3 separate regions of the Homo sapiens genome follow, and regions 2 and 3 are each linked to region 1. A link is a contact called in ENCODE Hi-C data. All regions are on one chromosome and are shown on one strand. Each heading gives the region's core, a stretch centred on a gene start or an enhancer-like site at or near the end of the contact. The rest is flanking DNA. Distances are from core to core; before and after follow the strand shown. Region 1 holds the start of MMGT1 (membrane magnesium transporter 1). Region 2 holds the start of MBNL3 (muscleblind like splicing regulator 3). Region 3 holds the start of RAP2C-AS1 (RAP2C antisense RNA 1).

Region 1 (3,050 bases), core at 175-2,674:
TAAAAGGGGTGGTCAGGATAGGACGCATCTTTGAGCAAAAGCAAATTGATGCAACTAAAACGTAGAATTCTGATTGGGTTAAAGGAAAAGAATGGTGATCATACTTTGCATTTACCTTGTGATATGCAGTTTACAAAGCTTTGCCACTCAGTCAGGGGTCACTGGAGGAACTGGTGCAGAATTTGGAAAAAAAGGATGAATTCCATTTTAGCCATATTACGTTTTAAGTGCCACAGGAAATAAATGCCTATCTGGTAGTCAGAAATGCAGCCCTGGAGCTAAGGAGAGATATTTGTGATAGAGATGTCGATTTGGAATCACTGTAATACCTTTGCTGGCTGAAGCGGTGGGAATGAATGGGTGAGCTCCCCAGGGGACAGCAGAGTGATGAGGTCAAGGGGAGAAGCTCACTATTAAATGTCTACATTTCAGGAGATGAAGACAAAGAAAAATGGGCAGAGGAGTATACATTTTACCCGGATCAGAGATAGAGACAAGGCAAGAAGGCTGCGTTATTAGCATTTTAAAATTTCCTCTTTCATTTCTTCCTTAATGTAAGCTGGTTCTTTTCACGACAAAACACTCCCCCCGCGCTACACCTCTTTTTGCGCGAATCTTTCTCCAGGACCTTAAAATGGTTTACTGAGCACTTCCCGCGAGCCAAGTATTTGGGGTTCCAGATCCTGGGATTTTGTCCTGACACTGCCTCCTCGTTTTAACACCCTTGCCTCCTTCTGCAGTGCCAGTTTCCAGGGAGCTGAAGCACAGGAAAGGCCTACAGAAAACAAAAGGCACAGTTTCACAAAAAGCCAAAACCAACCAACCCACAAAACACAACTGTCAGGGGTCTATATCCAGCACCTACCGCCTTTCCCCAACGCCCCCAGCCCCGCCCCTCGGCCCCACCTCCTCCCGCCCCTCGGCCCCACCTCCTCCCCGCCCCCTCGGTCCCACTCCTCCGCGCCCCCTCGGTCCCACCTCCTCCCCGCCCCTCGGTCCCACCTCCTCCCCGCCCCCTCGGCCCTCACCCACTCTCCGTCCCCTCCGCCCCGCCCCCTACGCCCCACCCATCCTCCCGTAGGCCCCGCCCTCGGCCCCACCTCCTCCCCGCCCCTCGGCCCCACCTCCTCCCCGCCCCTCGGCCCCACCTCCTCCCCGCCCCTCGGCCCCACCCATCCTCCCCGCAGGCCCCGCCACTCGACCGCACCCACCAGGGCCCCCCCCCCCCGGCTACGCCCACCCACCCACCCACTGGCCCCGCCCCTCGGCTACACCCACCCTCGTGCGGGCCCCGCGCGTCTTCCCCACCCCGCCCGTCTGCCTACCCCGCCCCTCGCCCCCACACGTTCTCTACGCAGGCCCCCGTCCCTCTGCCCCACCCTGTTCTCGCCACTGGCCCTGCCCCCATTTGCCGGCGCCCTTCCTCTTCGCTTCCCCGTAGCTCCCGCTTTCGCCTCTTCGTTTATGACTCCGTTGGGCTCCGGCCCTCCTAGAGAGGCCTCCATAGCGCAGGTTCGTGGGTTCTCGCGGACCTTTTTCCGTGTAGCTTTCTGCTTCTTCCCGGCATTCCTGTTTCCGTTTTCTCACAGCCCTCTGGCTTTTCCACCACTGAGACACTTTGCGCTCAGGACTTCAGTGACGTCATCTTTCTGCGGCGCGCGGACACCCGCCGGTGGAAGAAGAAACAGCTCCGCCGTCCTTCGCTTCTTTTGCTGGGCTGCTGCTCCTTCGGCATCATGGCGCCGTCGCTGTGGAAGGGGCTGGTGGGCATCGGTCTCTTTGCCCTAGCCCACGCCGCCTTTTCCGCTGCGCAGCGTAAGTGCCTGGGGCACGGGGACCGCTTCGGTGTGGAACCCTAGGGGCGGTGTGTGGGCGCACTTCTAAGGGACCATCGGACCGAGTGTCAGATTAATGGTCCTTTGAGACCTTACAGTTTGGGGTGACTAAGAAAATCAGTGCAGGAGTTCCCAGTGGAAGGTTCGGAGTTTGAATTTGGAGAGAGTGTGGCACCTGAAATTGCAGGAAGGTTGGAAGGAGGTGTCTGGGAGAGGGTTCAGAATAGGAGTCTCCAGGAATCCAGGACAAGTGATGTCAGATCCAGCATGGGGCAGATCAGGCACAGTTGTGAGATTGAGGACTCTGGTTGCTCATGGTCCCACGACAACCAAGTGGACAACATCTTGGGCACTCTTGGGCTGTCCAGGCAGAGACTGAGTAGTTAAGTGACCGATTGCCTCAGGGAGGCACTGTGGTACAGGAGAAAGAGCACTGGACTGGGAGTCTAAAGGACTGGTTGTTAAAAACTTGCATTACCGCTACATCTGTGTGACGTTGGGCAAAAGATTTGTGCTACACTGCGTTATGAAATTCAGTTTTGGGTCGCTGTTTGAAATTGCGCTGTGTTTAGGTGCTAGAGATACAGTGATGCCCTGAGCCAGTTCAAAGTCTAAAGGAAAACAAGTGGATCAAGAAGTAGTTACAATAAAGTGATATGCTAAAAGTATATAAGGATGCATGGAAGCAGGGACAGTCATATTTTGGGGGAACTGGGAGGTTAAGGAAAGTATCCTAGATCCTTGCTGCTTACAGTGTGATCAACAGACCAGCATCATGAGCACCACCTGGCAGGTAATTAGAAGATACTCAGGCCAGACCTGTTCAATCAGAATCTGGGTTTTAATAAGATCCCAGGGTGATTTGTATGCGCATTAGTTTGAGAAACACTGTCCTGGAAGAGATTAGGATACACTGGAGTACTGTGTCATTTTCTACAGTAAGCTTTAACTGTAGAATTATATGATTGTGGGGCGAGAAGGGCCTTTGGAGTTCACTGAAGTCCAACCCCTTCATTTTACAGATGAGGAAATTCCTGGTTAAAGGTAGTGTTAGAAGCAGGCGAGGCTTCATGCAAACTAGCAAGCTAGCTAGGAATTGAACCAGATAGGAGATTAGTCAAAATCGATTTTTGGTGTTGGTTTGATGTTTCTTTTACACTTGTCTTTATGACAGAGCTGTAGGTTAAAACTTAAGAAATGTCTCTAAACACATTC
Region 2 (2,857 bases), core at 294-2,793, 3.5 Mb after region 1:
TTTCCAAAGTATCTGGAACCTTACCTCAGGGTTCCTCTTATCCTGCAAACTCCGTGGAAGAAGGGGAACAGATTGCACTGATCAGCATTTCCCTGTCTGAAATTCTTAGAGGGAAATAAACGATTGGGGCATTTATGAAAGATAAAACCCCCAAGAAGGCAGCTGGTGAGTATGAATGTATTTATTTAGCCTGTAGCGAGTGGACTTATTCATCGACTAAGATCAATTTTGAAAGGACCCATTTCGCCTCACCTGTCTGGGAAGTGTCTATGAGCGTCCCGCTGTGAACCACACTGCCTTTCTCACTGGCACTTCAGTTCCTGAAGAGCCAGAAACTTTGCACCCCTACCCCAACCCCGCCTCTGGGGATGTGTGCCTGCTTCGTTTGTTTTCGCTTTTGTAAAATCTGAGCGTTATGATTTGTCCCCCTTTCCCTTCCTAATGAAATGACAAAGGGTCTGTGCAGCGGGGGCTGGGCTGCTGGGTTTGGGGGCGAGGCGCCACACCCCCTGAGAATAAAGCCCGCGCTGCGCTCTCGGAGAACCAGGCACGAGTGAGCGAACCACACAAAGAATATATTTCGCGACGAAACAGCGCCCTACAGGAAGAAAGTGCCCGCACTCCGAGCGTGAGCCGCAGCGCGACTTTTTGGCGCTCTTTGGGAGCAGTGAGAGAGAGGCGGAGGCCAGAGAGTCCGGGGTGGGCGCGGGAGCCGGGGCGGCCCTTGGCCGCATTCCCGCCCGTCCCGCAGCGGCGCGCGGAGCCAGGTGAGGTTGGCGGCGGCGCCGCGCTACCTGGCCGGGCGGGGCGGGGCCGGGCGGCCGCGTGCGCCGCTTCCGAGTCCGGCGCTCCGGATGCCCGCCCGCGCTCCGCTGGCCCGCGGAGTTTCGCGGGAGTTTCCGTTTTGGCGCCTAAAGCCCCTCGCTGGCGCCGTTTCCCTCCGCGTGCCGCGTCTGTCCGGCGCGGGACGCACGGAGGCGCGGCCCCAGCCCGGGCTGCCTGGGGTCGGCGGGGCTGCGCGAGGGGACGTCTGGCGTCCGGCGGAGGGCACTGGCCCGGGAGGAGGGCACGCCTTTGGCAAAGGCCGGGCGGGGTTGGGACCGGGGTTGCTATGGTAGCTGCGAGCCCGGGCGGGAGCCCCACGCCCGGCCTCCGCGAGGGAGCTGGGGCGCTCCGAGGTGTGCTCCGAGTGGACTGAACCAAGAGCCTGGGAGGAGCGGGTAGGGCCGGCCCGTGGCCTTGTCCCCTCCTCCCACAGCCCGCCGGCCGGCCCCGGGAAGGGGCCTCGAGGAGCCCAGAAAAGAAAGTATTCTGGCCCCTGGAACCGAAAGGAGTCTTGCAAAAAGCACGAAGGGGTCAAGGGGGCCGAAGGGAGAGGGGGAACCGTCGCCTCCGTCCGAGAGTCAGCGTGCGCGTGTCTGTAGACTTGACATTTTATACCCCAGAGCGGCCGACTTGGAGCCGGGTTGCAAGTCCCAGCCCTGAAGTTCTGGAGGTGGGGCGGGCTTTAATTTGCTTATATCTAATGATTTCAGGAACCTCGCTTTAAAATGGCGGCATTCAGTATGCACCCCTGCTAAAGGCTCTCCCGGCACCGGGGCCACCTCGCGCAGCGCTGCTTTTGCTTCTGCCGCTAACAGATGGCATGTGCCGCTGTCGCTGCCGCTGCCCCTGCTGCTGCCGCTGAGAGCAGGGCCCCTTAGCCTCTGGGTTTGCGCTAGCAGCGTAAGGTAAGGCTGGAGATGAATTGGGATTTGTAAGAGAGGCTGCCTTCCTCGGACGCCGAGGAAATAATGCCTTTTAAACTTCATTTTACAAAATAGCAAATAGGAGGAAAAGTCATCCTGCAACTTTGTTGCGATTTTAGAGCTTTGATCATTTTCCTCCTCCTTTCCTCCTCCTCCTTTTTCTTCTTCCTTCTCTTCCTCCTCTTCTCTTCCTCCTCCCCTTCCTTCCTTCTTTCTTTTTTTCTACTTTCTTCTTTTTAATTTAAAGGAACTTCTTGCATGGCATATAATCAGCAAATGCTTTTTAACAACGAATTTCCCCATTTTCACGCGATATCGTGAGCAGTGCCACAGCTTCCTTGCAGAACCTTGTCTCTTCCTGCCCTGAGTCAACACGTTTGGGCAGCTCGCTTTTACTACTGGGGTTTGAAGGGCATGAGAGTAGATTTTAGGAGACTATTAAAAAGGGAACTTTAGTTTTTAACACTCACACAATAAGCTTTTATGGTAAGAAAACGAAATTAAACCCAGACGAGTAATGAAAGTTGACATTTAAGTGATTCTTTGTTGTGGTTTCATAATTAGGGTAATAGACCTACTGTGTGTTTTTCTGAGCACTCTTAGATAGCTAGCTAGCTAGCTAGCTAGCTAGATGATAGATAAAACAGATAAATTAATTGTGGCTCTAATTAAAGTAATATGTTTTAAAGGAGTTATTTTCTCCTAGATGTTCTTACATCGTTTGTAAATTGAGCTGGGATCCCCACAGCCTCTCCGTATTTGTGGGTAGACTTCATGGGAAAGAATCAATTAAAACAAAACTTGCAAGATTTAATTTTGAAGTGATTGGTACTTTTTTTATTAAGCGGACTCCCTGCTTTAGTGAATAAACGTTTGGGTGATTACTGATATAATGTTTGGAAAACAGATTGTTGGTATGTGGGAATGACTAAACATCCATGCTTGATACAATTTATCTGAATTTTGTTTTGTTTTGTTTCCCCCTCCAGTGAAAGGTAAATAGACAATGAGGCTTATCAGACACCTTGGATTTTTCCTGATTATATTTCCATCTTCTCCTTGGCCCATGAAAATCTAATCCTGAATGTTTAACTACTTTTTAAAATAAT
Region 3 (3,060 bases), core at 538-3,037, 3.8 Mb after region 1:
TAATTACTTTGTTTCAGATTTGAATGGCTATGTAACTATTACACACCTGCGTTTTACATAAACAGTAGCAACTAGACATTTGTTCAGTATCTTGCTTTTTCAGCCCTACAATATATCTTGGCCATCTTTTTATATAAACACTTACAAATCTGCTTTTCTCTTTTAAAGTAGCTGCATAATATCCTATTCTGTGAATACAGATAGGTAGGTAGGTAGGTTGGTAGATAGATAGATAGATGATAGATAATAGATATAGAGAGCTATGAAACTTTTAAAAATCACCTACTGAAGGACATTTAAGCTTCTTCCAATTGTTTGATTTCCTAATCAATGCTGTAATGAATACCCTTCCTAAGAAAGTTTAGAAGGATCTTTAGACTGAGTGTAATATTTGTCCACTGTAGTTGACGAGAGTGACCCCACAGGACGCTGTACTGAGGGGAGGAGTATGTTTCACTGCGTGGAGAAACAAAGAACTCTCTCCTAAGCATGACCAACACATTCAGAGATATTAGAATTGCCAACAGGTGGGATGACCTGAAAAAGAACTCCTTGCTTTGACAGTTTAGTAATAGAGCAAAGACTTGCCACGATTGCTCAACACTGGCTGGATCAGAAGAGGAATTTCCAGACTCAGTTACAAGCACGGCTGGTGGAGGGCTGTGAATCCCACCAGACAGTCTGGAGACAGCTAGGCAGGGAGATGAGCAGCAGAGCTCCAAATCAGGCAACAGCACGTGTGAAAGGAGCAGTGACCTGTGGGGAAACTCATAACTCACAGACCAAACCCCTTCCAGCAGAGGGCAGTGCCTCTGATACGACACAGGGCCCAGGCCAGCTGGAGCCAGAGCTGGGGACTTCGCTGGAGAGATGGCACCGGCCTGAGGTCAAGGAGAAATTGAACTAAACTCTCCTTTGAAGACTGTAAGTGACATTGGGGAATACTCAGGGAGGGACAGTGGGACCTCACACTACTATGATTCGCCTGTGTTCTAATGTCCAACAATTTAGGCTGAGTAATAAATCTCTTTATAGAGTTTGGCCATTTAGGGCTTGTAAGTAAGGGAATTTGGAGTCATTTTTGCTAGGCTGGCCACTGAGTCTCGCAGGTTTCTGGGTACATGCTTGAATTGAAAAGAAAGTGACACACCTAAAATACAGCCTAGACTCCTGGCCCTGGGGCTCTGTGGATCCGACACAAAGTTTACAAATAGAAAGCTAGCAAAGGGAAAGATAGTCGGAAGTAACAATTTTATCTAAAAATAGAAACTTAGAATCTAACACCAGAGTTACTACTTGCTTTTGAATTTCAAAGACTACATAGGATGGCCTTTAAAACAAAACTTCAGCATGTAAGAGCCAGCCAAGCAAATTGTTATACATAATCAACGATTAAAATAAATTAGTCTTTAGGCCTAAACCGTTTCCAATCAAATCTTTCTTGAATATTGGTTACCTTTTCTGCCGTGTAGTGGTTGGAATCAAATGAGAACATAGCTGAGCAGAGTACCATAAAGTCTACTTCTAATGCTGCTGTTTTCGAGCCTTGTGATTTTTTTTTAAGTGACTTTAGTATTCGCTGGTAAAGTCAAGGCGGATCTACCAGACGGTAAAAGTTCTGTGTGTTTGTCAGGCACGGCTAAGTAAAACGCACTGCATCTGAAAGTCTAAGGGTAGTTTGCATGCATCTCTCAGCAAAATAGCAAGTGGAAGAAATACCAGCAAGGAGAATAAACTTTCTGGGCTGTTTGATTTCCCCTGCAACTTCTAGTCCAGGGATGTTTGGCGTTCTCCCGGTCGCTAGATTATTAGCCCGCAGGTTCCGCACCGGCCAGGGAGCCGCTCAAGTCCTAGGGCCGGGCGGCTGGAGGTTGCAGGTCGGAGGGGCTTCTACGGGTTTGGGGGTGGGACGGTCCGCGGCAGCCGCGGGCGGGTAAGGACTGACGTCGCAGGTTTCCAGAGGCCCGTTCCCGAAGCCGGAGTCCCGACCCGAAACCGTCCCCGGCCGGCTCGCTCGCTCAGCAGGGCGCGGCTCCAGCGCCACCCGGCTCGCCCCGAAGAGGTGGGACTTTCCCCACCGGAAGTGATCCCGTCCAGTCTCGGGGAACTGGGGCACCTCAGCCAGTGTGTCAGGGAAACCCTTCCGGGTGTGTGCTTGGTGGGGGTGGGGGTGGGGGTGGGGGTGGGGGTGGGGGGTGGGTGAGAAAAAAAAGAGGTGGGTTCGCCTGGAGTCCCTGCGGCCGCCGCGGAAGGCCCCCGCTTCTTTCCCCGCGGCGAGCAGCAGCGCTGGGGCAGCGGAGAGACAGAGGAGCCAGCGGGTGGCCATGGCCTTGGCGTGACAGAGCCTCCCCGGCGGCCGGGCGGGTGCGGACGGCGGGGTAAGCGGCAGTAGCTTGATCCGGGTGGGAGTTGGGGGAGGCGGCGGCCGGCGCCGCAGGTTCGGGGCGGGGGTCAGCCGGGTAATGTGCGTCCTTCTCCCCTTCACAGGCCGGACGACCCCCGCGGGAGCCGGGGCCCAGAAACCCGCCCGGGCAGCGGTAACTGGAACGGAGCCCTCAGGCCTGAGCCGGCTGGGCTGCGCGAGCAGGAAGCGGGGTCCCTGGGCCCCTTTGTGTGAAGGGCGGGGGAGGAGTGCCGGGCAGCCCCGGGCTGCGGGCTCCTCCGACGTCCGCCTCGCCGCAGGGTCCCCTCGCCGCAGCCCCCACCCTTTCCCTCCCGGGGGCACGCGCCTCCTCGCCACCCTCGCCGGGCTTTTCCCAGGCTCGCCCTCCTCCCCACGCCCCCTGCTCGGGCTGCAGTTCCTATAGGAAGGGCATTACCATCCCTTCCCCACCCTCCCCGACTCTACGCTCTTTCCCCTCCCCCTCCTGTAACTTCCTCTTCTTCCCCGGTTGGGCCCTCTGCTCCTCTGCACTCTCCTCCCCAGTTCGCAGATTTCCGCCCACCTTCCGCCTCGTCTAGCCGCGCCACAGCTAGCGGGGTGATCTTTCCCCCCCTCTGGTAGGAGTTGGTGAAGGTGAGACTCATGAGGGAATACAAGGTAGTGGTGTTAGGGAGTGG

Evidence for each region. A loop is a pair of places that touch in the nucleus more often than their neighbours do. Pooled maps may share reads with other maps.
Region 2: a pooled map shows a loop between it and region 1 (10-fold over the local background). The contact joins the promoter of MBNL3 here to the promoter of MMGT1 in region 1. A Hi-C loop is called at or near these places in 1 of 168 maps with a recorded cell type or tissue (naive thymus-derived CD4-positive, alpha-beta T cell), 2 of 37 single-sample maps with no recorded cell type and 9 of 50 pooled maps.
Region 3: a loop to region 1 is called in a map of B cell, with 14 times the contacts of the local background. The contact joins the promoter of RAP2C-AS1 here to the promoter of MMGT1 in region 1. A Hi-C loop is called at or near these places in 2 of 168 maps with a recorded cell type or tissue (B cell and naive thymus-derived CD4-positive, alpha-beta T cell) and 14 of 50 pooled maps.

Annotation. Positions count from the first base shown.
Region 1 is chrX:135,972,362-135,975,411 of GRCh38, reverse strand. MMGT1 (membrane magnesium transporter 1) reads left to right here and starts at 1,424. Exons shown (of 4, transcript NM_173470.3): 1 at 1,424-1,815. The coding sequence starts at 1,737. It also overlaps a transcript of SLC9A6 not described here. RefSeq lists a silencer at 1,226-1,335 and an enhancer at 1,346-1,875.
Region 2 is chrX:132,487,724-132,490,580 of GRCh38, reverse strand. It overlaps MBNL3 (muscleblind like splicing regulator 3), which reads left to right and starts at 1,543. Exons shown (of 9, transcript NM_001386889.1): 1 at 1,543-1,730. RefSeq lists a silencer at 695-1,264.
Region 3 is chrX:132,217,234-132,220,293 of GRCh38, reverse strand. It overlaps RAP2C-AS1 (RAP2C antisense RNA 1), which reads right to left and starts at 1,787. Exons shown (of 3, transcript NR_110410.1): 1 at 1,457-1,787. It overlaps RAP2C (RAP2C, member of RAS oncogene family), which reads left to right and starts at 847. Exons shown (of 6, transcript NM_001271186.2): 1 at 847-924; 2 at 1,953-2,062; 3 at 2,282-2,378; 4 at 2,488-3,060. The coding sequence starts at 3,026. RefSeq lists enhancers at 476-525, 856-925 and silencers at 2,358-2,407, 2,418-2,857.